Linked DNA regions of Homo sapiens: region 2 is linked to region 1. A link is an interaction called in ENCODE POLR2A ChIA-PET data of the cell type or tissue named here. Cell type or tissue: PC-9. All regions are shown on one strand. Links, peaks and the distances in the headings refer to the core of each region. The heading gives the core; the rest is flanking DNA.

Region 1 (8,860 bases), core at 371-8,370:
TCATTCTCCTACATGTGGCTTGCCAATTATCCCAACACCATTTGTTGAATATGGTGTCCTTTCCTCACTGTATGTTTTTGTTTGCTTTGTTGAAGATCAGTTGGCTGTAAATATTTGGGTTTACTTCTGGGTTCTCTATTCTGTTCCATTGGTCTATGTGCCTATTTTTATACCAGTACCATGCTGTTTTGGTGATTATGGCCTTCTAATACAGTTTGAAATCAGGTAATGTGCTGTCTCTAGATTTGTTCTTTTTGCTTAGTCTTGCTTTGGCTATGTAGGCTCTTTTTTGGTTCCATATGAATTTTAGGATTGTTTTTACTAATTCTGTGGTGAATTATGGTGATATTTTGATGAGAATAGCATCGAATTTGTAGATTGCTTTTGGCAGTATGGTCATTTTCACAATATTGATTCTACTCATCCAAGAGAATGGGATGTGTTTCCACTTGTTTGTGTTGTCTGTGATTTCTTTCAGCAGTGTTTTGTAGTTTTCCTTGTAGAGGTCTTTCATCTCTTTGGTTGGGTATATTCCAAAGTTTTGTTTTTTGGGGGTATTTTGTTTGTTTGTTTTGTTTTTGCAGCTATTGTAAAACGTGTTGAGTTCTTGATTTGATTCTCAACTTGGTCACTGTTGGTATATAGAAGAGCCACTGATTTGTGTACATTAATTTTGTACCTGGAAACTTTGCTGAATTCTTTTATCAGTTCTAAGAGTTTTCTGGAGGAGTCTTTAGGGTTTTCTAGACAAACAATCATATCATCAGCAAACAGCAACAATTTGACTTTCTCTTTGCCAATTTGGATGCCTTTTATTTCTTTCTCTTGTCTGATTGCTCTGTCTAGAACTTCCAGTACTATGTTGAAGAGGAGTGGTAAGAGGGGGCATCCTTGTCTTGTTCCAGTCCTCAGAAGGAGTACTTTCAACTTTTCCTCATTCAGTATTATGTTGTCTGTGGGTGTGTCATAAATGGCTTTTATTACATTGAGGTATGTCCCTTGCATGCCAACTTTGCTGAGAGTTTTAATTATAAAGGGATGCTGGATTTTGTTGAATGATATTTCTGCATCTATTGAGATGATCATGTGATTTTTGTTTTTAGTTCTGTTTATGTGGCATATCACATTTATTGAGTTGCATATGTTAAACCATCCCTGCATCCCTTTTATGAAACCCACTTCATCATGGTGGATTATCTTTTTGATATGTGGTTGAATTTGGTTAGCTAGTATTTTGTTAAGGATTTTAGCATCTATATTCATCAGGGATATTGGTCTGTAGTTTTCTTTTTTGGCATGTCCTTTCCTGGTTTTGGTATTAGGATGATACTGGCTTCATAGAATGATTTAGGGAGGGTTCCCTCTTTCTCTATCTTGTGGAATAGTGTCAATAGGATTACTACCAATTCTTCTTTGTATGTCTGGTAGAATTCTGCTGTGAATCCATCTGTCTGGACTTCTTTTTGTTGGTAATTTTTAAATTACCATTTCAATGTTGTCGCTTGTTGTTGGTCTGTTCAGGGTATCTAATTCTTCTTGATTTAAGCTGGAGAGTTGTATCTTTCCAGGAATTTATCCAGCTCCTCTAGGTTTTCTAATTTATGCACATAAAGGTGTTCATAGTATCCTTGGATGATTTTTTGTATTTCTGTGGTGTCAGTTGTAATATCTCCTGTTTCATTTCTAATTGAGCATATTTGGATTTTCTCTCATCTTTTCCTGGTTAATCTTGCTAATGGTCTACCAATTTTATATATCTTTCCAAAGAACCAGCTTCTTGTTTCATTTACCTTTTGTATTTTTTGTTTCAATTTCATTTAATTCTGCTCATATCTTTCTTATTTCCTTTCTTCTGCTGGGTTTGGGTTTGGTTTGTTCTTGTTTTTTTACTTCCTTGAGGTGTGACCTTATATTGTCTGTGCTCTTTCAGACTTATTAATGTAGGTGTTTAGGGCTATGAACTTTCCTCTTAGCACTGCCTTTGCTGTATCACAGAGGTTTTGATAGGTTGTGTTACTATTGTCATTCAGTTAGAAGAATTTTTTGATTTCTATCTTGATTTCATTTTTGACCCAATGATCATTCAGGAGCAGGTTATTCAATTTCCATGTATTTGCATGGTTTTCAAGGTTCCTTTTGGAGTTAATTTCCAGTTTTATTCCACTGTGGTCTGAGAGAGTGCTTGACATAATTTCAATTTTCTTAAATTTATTGAGGCTCGTTTTGTGGCCTATCATATGGTCTATCTTGGAGAAAGTTTCACTTGCTGTTGGATAGAATGTATATTCTGTGGTTGTTGGGTGGAATGTTCTGTGTATATCTGTTAAGTACATTTGTTCCAGGGTATAGTTTAAATCCATTGGTTTTTTGTTGACTTTCTGTCTTGATGACTTGTCTAGTGCTGTTAGTGGAGTATTCAAGTCCTCCACTATTATTGTGTTGCTATCTCATTTTTTAGATCTATTAGTAATCATTTTATAAATCTGGGAGCTCCAGTGTTAGGTGCATATATGTTTAGGATTGTAATATTTTCCTGTTGGAGAAGGCCTTTTATCATTGTATAGTGTCCCTCTTTGTCTTTTTAAACTGCTATTTCTCTAAAGTTTGTTTTGTCTGATATAAGAATAGTGACTCCTGCTCACTTTTGGTGTCCATTTGCATGAATTGTCTTTTTCCACCCCTTTACCTTAAGTGAGTCCTTATGTTTTAGGTGAGTCTCTTGAAGGCAGCAGATAGTTGGTTGGTGAATTCTTACCCATTCTGCAATTCTGTATCTTTTAAGTGGCGCATTTAGACCATTTACATTCAATATTAGTATTGAGATGTGGGGTACCATTCCATTCATTTGTTGCTGTTTGTTGCCTGTATACCTTGGTTTTTTGCTTTTGTTTTTTTGAATGTATTTTTGTTTTATAGGTCCTGTGAGAGTTATGCTTTAAAGGGGTTCTGTTTTAATGTGTTTCCAGGATTTGTTTCAAGATTTAGAGCTCCTCTTAGCAGTTCTTGTAGTGGTGGCTTGGTAGTGGTGAATTCTCTCAGCATTTGTTTGCCTGAAAAAGACTGTATCTTTCCTTTATATATGAAGCTTAGTTTCACTGGATACAAAATCCTTGGTTGATAATTGTTTTGTTTGAGGATGCTGAAGATAGGGCCCAATCCTTTCTAGCTTGTAGGGTTTCCACTGAGAAATCTGCTGTTAATCCTATAGGTTTTCCTTTATAGGTTACCTGGTGCTTTTGCCTCACAGCTCTTAAGATTCTTTCTTTCATCTTAAGTTTAGTTAACTTGATGACAATGTGCATAGGGGATGATCTTTTTGCGATGCATTTCCCAAGTGTTCTTTGAGCTTCTTATATTTGAATGTCTAGATGTCTAGCAAGGCGGGGGATGTTTTCCTCGATTATTCCCCCAAATGTTTTCCAAATTTTTAGATTTCTCTTCTTCCTCAGGAACACCAATTATTCTTAGGTTTTGTCATTAAACATAATCCCAGACTTCTTGGGGGCTTTGTTCATATTTTCTTTTATTTTTTTTTGAGACAGAGTCTTGCTCTGTCACCCAGGCTGGAGTGCAGGGGTGTGATCTCGGCTCACTACAACCTCCACCTCCTGGGTTCAAGCGATTCTTCTGACTCAGCCTCCTGAGTAGCTGGGACTACAGCCATGCACCACCATGCCCAGCTAAATTTTGTATTTTTAATAGAGACAGGGTATTCACCATATTGGCCAGGCTGGTCTTGGACTCCTGACCTCATGATCCACGAATCTTGGCCTCCCAAAGTGCTCGGATTACAGGGGTGAGCCACCACGCCTGGCCTTTGTTCATATTTTCTTATTCTTTTTTCTTTGTCTTTGTTGGATTGGGTTAATTCAAAGACCTTGTCTTTGAGCTCTGAAGTTCTTTCTTCTGCTTGTTCAGTTCTATTGCTGAGACTTTCTGGAGCATTTTGTGTTTCTATAAATGTGTCCATTGTTTCCTGAAGTTTTGATTTTTTTTTAATTTATGCTATCTATTTCATTGAATATTTCTCCCTTCACTTATTGTATTATTGTTATTTTTTATTTCCTTAAATTGGGCTTCACCTTTCTCTGGTGCCTCCCTGATTAGCATAATAACTAGCCTCCTGAATTCTTTTTCAGGTAAATTAGAAATTTCTTCTTCGTTTGGATCCATTGCTGGTGAGCTAGTGTGATTGTTGGGGGGTGTTAAAGAACCTTGTTTTGTCATATTAACAGAGTTGATTTTCTGGTTCCTTCTCATTTGGGTAGGCTCCGTCAAAGGGAATATCTAGGGCTGGAGGCTGTTGATCAGATTCTTTTGTCTATGGGGTGTTCCCTTGATGTAGTACTCTCCCCTTTTTCCTCTTGATGTGGATTCTGGAGAGCTGAGCTGTAATGATTGTTATCTCTCTTCTAGATCTAGCCACCCAGCAAGTCTAACAGGCTCTGTGCTGGTACTGGGGACTGTCTGCACAGAGTCCTCTGATATGAACCGTCTGTGGGTCCTGCAGCCATGGATACAAGCGCCTGCTCTGGGGAAAGTGGCAGGGTGATGAAATGGACTCTTTGATGGACCCTAGCTTCAGTGGTTTAATGCCCTATTTTTGTGCTGGTTGGCCTCCTGCCAACACTTTCCAGACAGCATCAGCTCTGGTAGTATGGGGAGGAACAGCTGGTGTGGGGGCCCTGGAACTCCCAAGAGTATACGCTGTTTGTCTTCAGTTTCCAGGGTAGGTAGGGAAGGACCACTGGGTGGGGGCAGGGCTAGGCATGTCTGAGCTCAGACTCTCCTTGGATGGGTCTTGCTGTGGCTGCTGTGGGGGATGGGGGTGAGGTTCCCAGGTCAACAGCTATGTTCCTAGGAGGATTATGGCTGCCTCTACTGTGTAATGTAGGTCGTCAGGGAAGTGGGGGAAAGCCAGCAGTCACAGGTCTCACCCAGTTCCCACACAATCTAAAAGGCTGGTCTCATTCCCACTATGCCCCGACCAACAGCACCAAGACTGTTTCCAAGCAGTGGGTGAGCAGGGCTGAGAATGTGCCACAGGCTACCTGACTCCCAGCTGCAAAACCAAGTAGGGCTTTTATTCTTCCCCCTCCTGTGGAGTTTGTACACTGGATTCAAAGCCTCCCCCGAGTTCTGGCCAGGAGACTTCTCAATCGGTTTAAGTTATTACAAAGTTCAGCTGGAGGTTACCTTCTCCCTCTGGCCTTTTCCCAGTGCCTCTATCCACCGTCCCCAGGGATTCCAGTGAGGCAAGGCAGAAATGGCTTGCTAAGGGACCCTGAGAGCCAACAGGTCTTTTCCTGCTGCCTTCTTTACCCTGTATTTCACTCTGCTCTCTAAATTGACTGAGCTCCAGGTAAGATCAGAATCTTCTCCCTTAATCTAGACCTGCAGGTTCCCCAGTCGGGATGTATGTTTGGGGCAGATGATCTCCCTTTCCCACTTCCACAGTTTGGGCACTCATAGTATTTGGGGTGTCTTCAGGGTCCTACAGGAGCAATCCACTTCCTTCAGAGGATCTGTGGTTCCCTCAGTTTTCCTAATATATTCCTACAGTCGTTCTGGAGCAAAAGTTCATGAGGCAAGCCTCCACATGCTGCATGTTGTCCGAGTCAGAGCTGCAATCTAGTTCCGCCTCCTGTCCACCATCATCTCCATCCACATTAGAGTTTTAATACCATTTTTGTCCTGTATCAAGTACTCAAAATATGTGAGTTTGTTTCTTGGAATTCTTTTTTTTTTTTTTTCAGTTGCAGGGCTTATCCCTGCATAAGCATCACAGTGTTATTTACTAAAGCTTTATTTTAAAAATCTCCTATAGAATTGCATAGGTTTATCTTGATGACTTATTTTTCTCAAGTTTTTTTAGAATCAGCTTGTCTAATTCCATGAAAAAGTACGGTGAGAATTTGATGGGAATTACATGAATTTATAGATCACTTTAAAGAGAATTGTTATATTTTAACCATTTATTCTTTGAATCCATGGATGTAATGTATCTCCTTATGTATTTAACCTTCATTACAAATCTTAATAATATAGCTTGTACATATTGACATACTGAATGCCGTGGTATGAAGCACTGAGAAAAATACAACCTTATTTCTGTTAGTCTTAACAAAAATGCATAACATCAATCCACTCATAAGAAAACATCAGAAAAAATCCAAACTGAGGAAGATTCAACAGAATAACTGATCAACCCTGGCAAAAATGTCATGATCGTGGAAAGCAAGGTAACGCTGGGGAATGACTCCAAACTTCTAGAGGTAATTATGTCTAACAACGAAATGTCGTGTAAAATCTTCTATAGGAAACTAGAACAGGAAAAGGACATTAGGAGAAAACTTGTGAAGCTCTAAGATCTTTAGCTGATAGTATCGTACCAATGCTAATGTCCAGGTTTTAATAATCATACTCTGATCATATAAGAGGTTAACATTTGGGGAGGCTAGGTAAGGAATATAAAGAAACTCTCCATACTATTTTTCAACTTTTCTATAAGTTTAAAATTAGTTCAATATAAAAAATTAAAACACATAAGTTTGTAAATTGACATCGTTGTGTTAGTTGGGACTTCAACATTTCACTCACAGCATATGTTGTTTGCTGTTGGTTTTAGGTAGGTATTCTTCAGCTGTTTAAGGGGTTTCTGTCTTATTCATAGTTGGGTAAATGTGTGTGTAGGAGGAGGTGTTTAATCACCTCTAGAGGTTGAATTTAATCCAATATTTTTTCTATCTATACCAACTATATTTAAGTACAGTGTTATGTCTTTCCTTTTTAGTTTGCCAATGTGTTAAATTACTACCTTTTCTAATATTAAGTCACCTTGTAGTTCCAAAATAAACCCCCTTTGTCATATGTATTTTTAAGGTACATTGCTAGATTTGATGTACTAATGTTTAATGCATTGTTTTTATATCTATGTTCATCACATGAGATTGCTAATGAGTTTTCTTTACTATAATATTTATTGTTTTGCATGCCTACTCTTTTTTTTTCTGAGTTTCCTTTTATTTCTTAAATTATGGCTTTTCTATTGCTAGTGACGCATTCTCTTACCTTTTGTCTTTTTTACCCCCATTTTTCAATACTAGATCACTATGTAAATGTTAGTTGGTGTTATCTTCTCCAGGACTACCATAACGTTTTAAAGTACCCTTGCCTTCTGGCCTTTACTTTCACTTATGAGAAACTTTGCTGCAAGTCTAATTGCTATTCATTTACAGGCAATCTGTTCCTTTGCTCAAGTTGTTTTTTAAGATTCATTTTTTGTCTTTGGTGTTCTGCAATCTCCTTATAATGCATCTGGGATACTTAAGAACCAATCTGAGGATCATGACCTTTCTTAATTCTAGAAAATTATCAGGCATTATTTTTAAAAATATTGTGTCATCTACACTAATTCTCTTCTTGTTCTCTGCAATTATTTTGGATGTATATTGAATTTTTCTACACAGTCTTCCATGCCCCTTATACTGTCTTTAATATGTTTTTTATTCTCTTTATTTGTGCTGCTTTTCTGAGCACTTAGACCAGATTCATCTTCCAACATACTGATCTTTCTCTTTAGCTATGTCTAATCTATTGCTTAACCAATTTATTGTGTTAATTTTAATAAGTAAGTATGTTTTTTATTTCCACAATATCTACTTTCTCTTTTCCAAGTCCACATTACTGTGGCCGCATCTTTAATTTTATTTTCTATTTCTTCTTATATGTCTTAAACACTTCAATTACTATTTTACAGAGCTATTTTTATCATTGCAAACCTTTGGGATATTTTTTATTATTTCAAATGTTTGTTCTTTATTGTTGTACTTGTTCTTCCTTTTCAAGATAGGTCATTTTTCTGTATGCTTTGTATTTTTTTTATTGTGAGCTTCTCTTCAGGAGGGTGTGTGTGTTTGTGTGTATGTTTTAATTGGAGTCCCACGTGCCTTGGTTGGTGGAGATTTTTCTAGTGAGAGGTTTCATGTTTGCTTTTATGTGGTACTTTAGGCATTTTACTACTCTGGGACCAAATTTCATATTCACATCCTTGTTGTGGGTTAAATTGTGTCCTCTAAAATGATGTGTTCAATTCATAACCCCTAGAGCTAATGGATGTGACCTTATTTGGAAACAGAGTCTTTGCAGATGTAATCAAGTTAAGATAACATATTGGATTAGGGTGAGCCCTAAACCCAATGACTGGTGTCTTTATAAGACAAGGGAAGGGAGCTGTTAAAACAGAGGGAAAGAGAGAGACAGTGAAGAAGGCCATGTGACAATGGAGGTAGGAATTGGAGTGATGCCGCTCCAAGACAAGGATCACCAAGGATTGCCAGCCACCACCAGAAGCCAGGAGAGAGGCACAGGACAGTCTCCCTCGGGGCCTCTAGAAGGAACAAACCCTACCAACAACACTTTGATTTCAGACTTTTGGCTTCCAGCATTGTGGCAGAATAAATTGCTGTTGTTTTAAGATACCTAGTTTGTGGTGCTTTGTCATGACACTCTAGGAAACTAAGACAATCCTGGCTCGGTATTTCCTGTGAGGACATTAAAATTTTGTTTGTTTGTCTTTAGAGCTTTTTTCTGGGTTAGGTATCCCTTGGCATTGGCGTAGACACTCACTGCTTTGATTTTGAAATCCCACTTGAGGGTTTCCTTTTTTCCTAAGGCTGGCTTTTTACAGTATTATAATTTTGTTTTAAATATTTGATCCAACACAGATAACTGTATCTAAAAGGAAAGTTATCTGCGTTAATTCTATCCACTATATTTCTAGACCCTGAAATCTGATTCTCATTTATGGCCAAGGAAAGGAAATTACAATAGCCTGCTCTGTACAATAGGAAATTACAAT
Region 2 (8,000 bases), core at 1-8,000, 330 kb before region 1:
CATGCTTCAGTGTAGCAAGTGATTTAAAAATTAAATGAAAATTCATGCTAATTCTTAAGTGGCCAAAATTTGCAGTTGTCAGTGATTCTCATCAATCTAATAACAAAACAGGAACTTAGAGGCCAAGGACAAAAGTAAAAGTTCTTTTTGCAGTTCCTGTCTCTTAGAAAGGATGTTTAATCAGCCAAAAGGAGTTAATGAATTTCAAAAATACATCTTGAAAATTTCCTTTTAAAATATTGTTTAGTATCCAGCATCCTTTACATCCTTTATTTTAAAGAAAACAACATTGAAAAGTGAATTAGTGGAATTACAACTGCCGGAAATTTCTGCTAAATAGTATATGCAGCAGTTTGTAGGAATAGGGATGTTTTGGAAACAGGATGAAATAAAAATTAAATACGTTGCTTTACTAAACTGAGCCCTTTTCAACTTAGTTTCTTAAATTTCACATACTAATGCAGAAACTCAAATTGGTTTAAACTTCTCTACACTGCTCATGCTTAGATATTAGGACTGAAAGAACCTTCTAAAGTCATTACAACTTTTCTACTAAGTCTTTAGACAGGATTAAATTATTTCAGATAGAAGAAAATTTAGCCTAATTTTAAAGACCCTCAAAGAAGGCAGTTTAAACTTTCCTTAGCAATTTCTTCATTTACTTGTAAAATAGTTTTCTTCGTAACTACCAAAAGGTACATTCTGCATTGATAAACATTAAGTAGCTGATCTTTAAGGCTTATTTTCTGTTATTTCATCTATTTTAATCTGAGTTGCAAATTGCAGCGTGGTAATTGTAGTTTACCAAGATAGACCTGAATGAGTGGCTAACTTTACTACTAAAACAGTATGACCTTCAGTAAATTACTTTACTTTTGTAATGACATTTCTTCATCTCTAAAATGATAAGATTATAGAATCCCAAGAAAGAAGGATGAAGAAATAGGGACTTCAGATAAGACACGTGTCACATTTAGGGATGTCAGTTATTGCGTGGTTTCACATTAGACTCTAAAACTCATGCTTGACTCATTCATCTCATGTATCCCCAGCACTTAGCATAGTACCTGACTTGAGTAAATAATAAATAACTTGACTTACTGGAAATGAGGGTGCTTCATAGGGAGTAAACATTTGCACTTAGCCTTGGAGGAAAAGAGACTGGGCAGAAAGGAAACCATGTTAGATAAGAGAGAATAGCATAAGAAGAGAATGCAGGTAAGACAGGAATCCAATCTTGATTGAGGGAAATGGAAATAAGACTGAGTGTCCACAATGTAGAGGGCCTTGAATGCCAGATTAAACTGTATTTACATTGAGCCAGTCTTATAATGTCTCAAAGCCTTAGTGTGAGTAAAATGTGACCTGCCTAAATTTCGAGGTTTTGATGAAGACCAAGTAGAGGAAAATGTGTGGAAATGCTTTATAACCTGTAGAATGCTATAAAGATGTCAGTCCAAGACTTTAATCTTGTCTTGGATTTATCTTACGTATCCAACTAGCATTTAATATGTATCTTCTATCCATGGCATATTGGTTTATTTATCTTTATTCTCCAAGTATTTCCTTATTTCTATCTTTGCTTGTACTTTTCCTTCTCTCCAGAATCTTGTTATTGCTTCCATTTTTTCACATCTTACCCATCTTGCATGGCCAAACTAAAGTATCATTTCCTTTACCTTATTCTGTTTTTTCTTTATTCTCTGAACTGTTCCATGTACTTACTATAGGAAACAGGTTTAATACTTCCTACTAAGTGTTTTTATAGTAACAGTTCTTTGTATTTTAATTTCATATCGATAGCCAGATGAGTAGCTCCCTAAGGGTGGAAATAATGTATTGACTTATTTTATATATCCCATATTGCTAATTAAAGGTCTTAATTAACAGCAAACTTTTACAGAGCCTAAAAGTATGTTGAGGTTAACTATACATACCTTATGTTTTTCCCCAAAGAGGGAAAGTTTAAAAATTTAGGGTAATTAATTACCTTCATTAGTTTTCATTGCTGGAGCATAGGTTAATAATAAACATTTTAAAAGAATGTCATTTTGCAGATACTGAATTCAAGTGAACATAGAGACTCAAATCTGATACTAATCCAGCATTTGTAGCCCTTCAATTCTAATTGCTCAGGATTTTGAAAAATTAAAAATAATCTGGAAAAGTCAGTGCTTTAGCACATATTCTTTGCTCTGAAAAAATGAAAAAGGAAGAAAAAGGTGAACCACAGGATATTGCTGTTTCTGTAGGCCTAAAACACTGGAAATTTCAAGTCATTCTATCTAACTGTATCATAAACGTAACAGAACTTCCTAAATCCAATAGCCACTTACATACCACAGAAATAATGATCTCTTGTACTACCACAGAAATTTCAGTTAGAATCAGTTAAGCTTTCATACATTGGAGATATGTATACTTCCTGAGCAACTACTGCATACTGGTCACAAAGCCAAGTGCTTGGTATAAACAACAGATAGACTCTGCTTTTAATGAGCTTATATTGTAAGGTATGTGGGTGTTTTGAGGGTCTGGGAGGACACTTTGTCAGCATCCTTATATAATTATAAACTATGATAAATGTTGTTTTAAAAAAAGATGTAAGATTACCGGAGAGTCTGACCTTTGATTGGGAACATCAGGAAAACCTTTCTGAGGAAGTGGCATTTGATCTGGCATATGAGGAATGAGCTGAGTAGGGGTGGGTTAGCTGGGTGAGGAAGAAAAAAGACAATAGGCAAACAGGTTGTATGGGCCATGGCATGTGTAGTAACAGAAAAAAATGCATAGCTGGGTAGTAGTCAGTGAATGGGATAGGGACATTGAGAAGAGGTTGGACAATCAAGAACCAGGTAGAGTAGACCCTTGTATCCAAAGTTAGAGTTTATTTTGCATTTTAAATGAAAAGATTGACACGAATGGATTTATATTTTAGAAAGATCACTGTACTCAGAGCACTAGATGAGGAAGGTGTGGTAGGGGCTAGGGCAAGAATAGAAGTTGGGACAAATTAGGGGGCTATTTCAGTGAAAATGGGGAGATGAAGACCAATCAAGGTATGTTTCAAAAGGAAAATCAACTGGATTCTTGGTGAATTAGGTAAGGGAGTGGGGGGAGAGGCAAAGTATAGAGAGAGCTGTTAAAAATGACTCCTCCCATTTACTTGAGAGTGAAGTTCCCAGAGGAAAGGAGAGGTGGTAGGGGGATCAAAAGAACAGTTTTAATTTTAATTGTATGTGAGACATCCAAGTGGTGATGTCACATAGTCGGGTATTTGTCAAAGCAGATTCTGGCTAGATTCATAAATTTAAGAATAATAAATTTATCAATAGTATTTAAAGCTATGGGAAGGCATATGAAGAGGTTAAAAAAAAAAGCTAGATGGCAGGATCATGATGTTTGTATGAATCTGGTAGGTGGTGTAATGGCTTAAGACAGCCCCACTGTGAGATAATAAATGGCAACTGATATGATGTATGAACTTGAGATGGAGGAGAGGGAGAATGAATGAACATACATTATCTGAAGGGAACTGCCTCTATTCATTCAGCTCAGATAATTATTACTAAATAAATCTGGGCCCAGATATTTCATTTTTAAAAGAGAAGTTAGAAATTTGGCTTTTATGTAACTTTTCCCATATTTGGATATATAAAACATAATTCATATTTAAAATTCTATATGAGTTATTATTGATTGCGCCCACTATTTTGCACTCTGTCCTAGGACAGAGTATTTAAAATTACTTGAAGGTCAGCTAGAGGATTAGGAGCCAAAGGAGGTTAGAGAGAAACCAAGAGAATAGAGTGTCACAAAAACTAGAGATAGAGAAGGTTTCACAAAGATTGGCATAGTCCAGGGCTTTTAATATATTTACAGAGTGTAGCAGTTTGGTAAGATGATACCTAAAAAGTGTCCCTTGGATTTTCTAGTGTAGACTAGGCAGTTGATATTAGCAAGAGCAATTCCTCAAATGAACTGACAACTTAAGTGAGGAACAGGCTGACGCATGTGGGCTCCCTGCCAGTAAAAGACACAGGCATATTCAAATTCCCTGACCTTTTGTGTTACTGGAGAATATGAACTATACAGAAAAGAAATATACCCTCCCCACCCCACAGAGTGAACTGAGTGGTGAAGTAGTGAAGACTAAATGTGGATACTTCTGTTGGAAAGCTCATTTGTGAAGTGGAGCAAAATGTCATACCTGGAAGAAAATCAGAATCAATGTATAGATTTTTAAATTGAATATGTAAGAGGAGTGTTTGATAAGGAAATGTGATACAAATTTAGTAATTTAGGGGTTAATTTTTTTTTAGTTTTCTGTACAGAAGCTGCCTGTAGTAGTATCTAGAGACTCACATTATAGAATACTCAACTAAGTATCTGGACCACCTGCTGCATTTGTACTTATCAGTGACTTCGTGGATCTTTGCAAAAGGATACTTTCTTTCTTTTTTTTTTTTTTTTTTGGCCGGGAGGAGGTCCGGAGCTGGGCTGGTGCAGTGGCGCAGTCTTGGCTCACTGCAACCTCTGCCTCCTGGGTTCACGTGATTCTCATGCCTCAGCCTTTTGAGTAGCTGGGATTACAGGTGTGTGCCACCATGCCCGGCTAATTTTTTGTGTTTTTCATAGAGACGGGGTTTCACCATATTGGCCAGGCTGGTCTCCAACTCCTGAGCTCTGGCAATCCACCCTCCTTGGCCTCCCAAAGTGCTAGGATTACAGGCATGAGCCACTGTGCCTAGCCCTCTATTTCTTTATTTCTTTTTTTTTTTTTTTTTTTTTTTTTTTTGAGACAGAGTCTCTCTCTGCTGCTCAGGCTGGAGTGCAGTGGCGTCTGCCTCCTGGCTTCAAGTGATTCTCCTGCCTCAGCCTCCCGAGTAGCTGCAACTACAGGCACGTGCCACCACGCCCAGCTAATTTTTGTATTTTCAATAGAAACAGGGTTTCACTGTGTTGGCCAGGCTGGTCTTGAACTTCTGACCTCATGATCTGCCTGCCTCAGCCTCCCAAAGTGGTGGGATTACAGGCATGAGCCACCGTGCCTGTTTTCAAATAGTAAAACCACGTTCGCTCTGGAACGCTAATGTGCGTATAAATCACCTGGTGGTCTTGTAGTGCAGGTGCAGGCTGGCACTTGTAGATCAGGTTCAGTAGATCTGGGGTGGGCTTGAAGATTCTGCATTTCTAACAAGTTCCCAAGTGATAACGATGCCACTATAAAGGTCAGTGGAAAATATAAACTAAAAATCACTAGCACATCCAAAATTCTAAGAGATTTTTATATTTTTAATGCAAATTTTTATCTTACATCCTGTAACATTAGCATATCATGTTACATTAGTTTTAAGACATAGAAGAAGAGGCAGCTAACAGGTTCTTCATGATCTTTTCAGTTAACCCAATGAGGTATTATTTTTCCCTTTTTAGAATCAGGGTAACTGAGGTTCAGAGCTGTTAACTAGCATGTGACTAGTTAAAAAGTCAGGTTTACCTGCCTATCAGTCTAGCATTTGCTTTAACCACCACATCTTAATTTTCTTTTTATTTTTTTCTTGATTTGTACAGTTCTGTTTTTTTGTCTTTAGTGAAAATAATTCAATCTATTGTTATTTTTATATTTAGTCTTAGATTTCTACTTTAGCCTATTTCTCCCCTGTGCAGAAGAGTTGCAAATTTTGCTGGAAGGACACTCCTGTTTTTCCGTTGCATATCCTTTCTGAAATGTTATATGATAAAAGAGAACTGGGCGTATGTTTTGAGGACAATAGCTTTTCATGAATTCTGTCAAGCCTTAAATACTTGGTGGATTCCAGCAATAGGGTGGGGTATTGCCAGTTTCTTTTAGAGCTGTAATCTGCAAAAATAGGTTTTATCTCAGAAATATGATATAGGTCATCATAAATGTTTACTTTTTACTTCTTTACCATAGTCCAATGTTGATATAAAAATGCTCTCTTTTAGAATGTGAAACACAGGAAGTATGCCAGATGGAAGGCAACATACATCCATAATTGTTTAAAGAATGGGGAGACTCCTCAAGCAGGCCCTGTTGGAATTGAAGAAGATAATGGTATGTATTTATTTATTCTGAGTAAAAGGACTTAGTAGAATCATAATTATTCAGTAGATTACTCAAAGTTTTTGGAGGGAACAATACAGTTTTGTTTTCATCAGGCCCAGAATCAATGAAAGTTAAGTATAAAATCATAAACTTAGGGACAGTGAGAAATAGAAATAAAGGTCAAACTGCTGTAATACCTGTCCATGTCAACAAAGTGACTTATCTGTCTCCTGCTTTTTTTTTTTTAATGAGACATAGTCTCGCTCTGTCGCCCAGGCTGGAGTGCAGTGGCGCAGTCTCTGCTCACTGGGAGCTCCGCCTCGCAGGTTCATGCCATTCTCCTGCCTCAGCCTCCCGAGTAGCTGGGACTACAGGCGCCTGCCACCACGCCTGGCTAATTTTTTTGTACTTTTAGTAGAGACGGGGTTTCACTGTGTTAGACAGGATGGTCTCGATCTCCTGACCTTGTGATCCGCCCACCTTGGCCTCCCAAAGTGCTGGGATTACAGGCGTGAGCCACCGTACCTGGCCTCCTACTTTTAATCAGATTTCATTCCTGTTACATAGGAAAGGCAATCCATTTATAATTTATAAAATGTTTTCAAACCACGAAGAATACCGTATCATTTTTTGTAAATCTATTTGAGTTATGTAGGTTATTTGCGGAGTTAGTAATACATTCACATGGTTCAAAAAAATTGTAGAGTATATAAAAAATATGAAGTGAATTTCTCCTGTCTACCACATCCCCCGTCTTCCCAGATCCTACCAAAACTCAAGTAAGCATTTTTAGTTTTTTTTGTGTATCTTTACAGAGATCATTTTTTATGAATTTACTACCAAGTAGAAACATATATGCTCCATTTTTTCATACAACTGGTAATATACATACTGTTCTGTACCTGGCTATGTTTTTTTTTAACTTAATATGTACAGGAAAATTTTACCATCACACAGTGCGTTTTACAAATTTTAATCATGAAAAAATAAAGGTCTCATTATTTTACTTGGCCTTTCAGTTAATGTGTAATAGAAAAGGGAAACCTTTTTTCACTTACTTGTTTTTTATGTATTAGACGTAGTAAATAGATGGTTATAAAGAGAACGACCACTGTTCTTGGAACTGAGAAAATTCCAAACGATCCTTGCATTTTGTTACACACTTTTATGCATTTGTGAAGATAATTATCCAATGCAGGCATCAGTAAACTTTCTTAAAGGATCAGATAATAAATATTTTCAGTTTATGAATGATACTGTCTTTGTTGCAGCTGTTTAGCTCTGCTGTTGTAGTACAGAAGTAGCCATAGATAATATGTAAAAAAATGAGTGTGGTTGTGTTCCAGTAAAGCTTTATTTACAGTTAACAGCCTGCCAGCCCACTGGCCATAGTTGGCCAACCCCAATCTAATTAATCTCTTTAGATCTATTATTATAATGAATTATATTGAAAGATTGCCTATTATTGAACCAATTTTACATTGTGTGATAAACCCCACTTGGTCATGATATATTATTTTTTTATTATACTGATAGGTTCAGTTCACTACTATATCATTTAGGATTTTTATGTTGACATTTATAACTAAAGATGGTCTACAGTTTTCCTTTTTGGTATCAATGTTATGATGTTATGCTTACTTCATAAATATACTCAGAATATTTCTAGTCTTTTTCTGTGCTTTGGAACAGTGGAATTATCTGGTCTTTAAATGCACCCTGGAAATTTTTTGTGAAACCAACTAGCTGTTTTACTTTTCGGGACTATTTTAGATGTTGCATTTTAGGTATATTGAAATACCTAATAAATTGTCAATTTGGGGTTTTCGGCATTCTTTCCATATCAGTAACTTCTCTAATCTTAAAACTCTTTAACATTTTGCCTTTGAAAGTAGGAAGTGTGCATTTTGATTATCACGTTGATCTGTTT

Evidence for each region. Peaks named below come from ENCODE experiments on the same cell type or tissue, not always from the same donor. Only the 100,000 strongest peaks of a DNase experiment are listed, where the experiment ranks them.
Region 2: POLR2A ChIA-PET joins it to region 1 with 5 read pairs; 2 of 35 experiments call an interaction of 5 or more read pairs at or near these places.

What each region holds. Positions count from the first base shown.
Region 1 is chr6:142,513,796-142,522,655 of GRCh38, forward strand. No RefSeq gene overlaps it. Among named protein-coding and RNA genes, the nearest start is that of ADGRG6, 220 kb to the left of the region's middle. In PC-9, for the core only: no CTCF peak of the experiment used is centred there; a DNase peak (open chromatin) is centred at 4,416.
Region 2 is chr6:142,183,456-142,191,455 of GRCh38, forward strand. VTA1 (vesicle trafficking 1) reads left to right here. Exons shown (of 8, transcript NM_016485.5): 5 at 5,971-6,079. Among named protein-coding and RNA genes, the nearest start is that of VTA1, 40 kb to the left of the region's middle. In PC-9, for the core only: no CTCF peak of the experiment used is centred there; no DNase peak of the experiment used is centred there.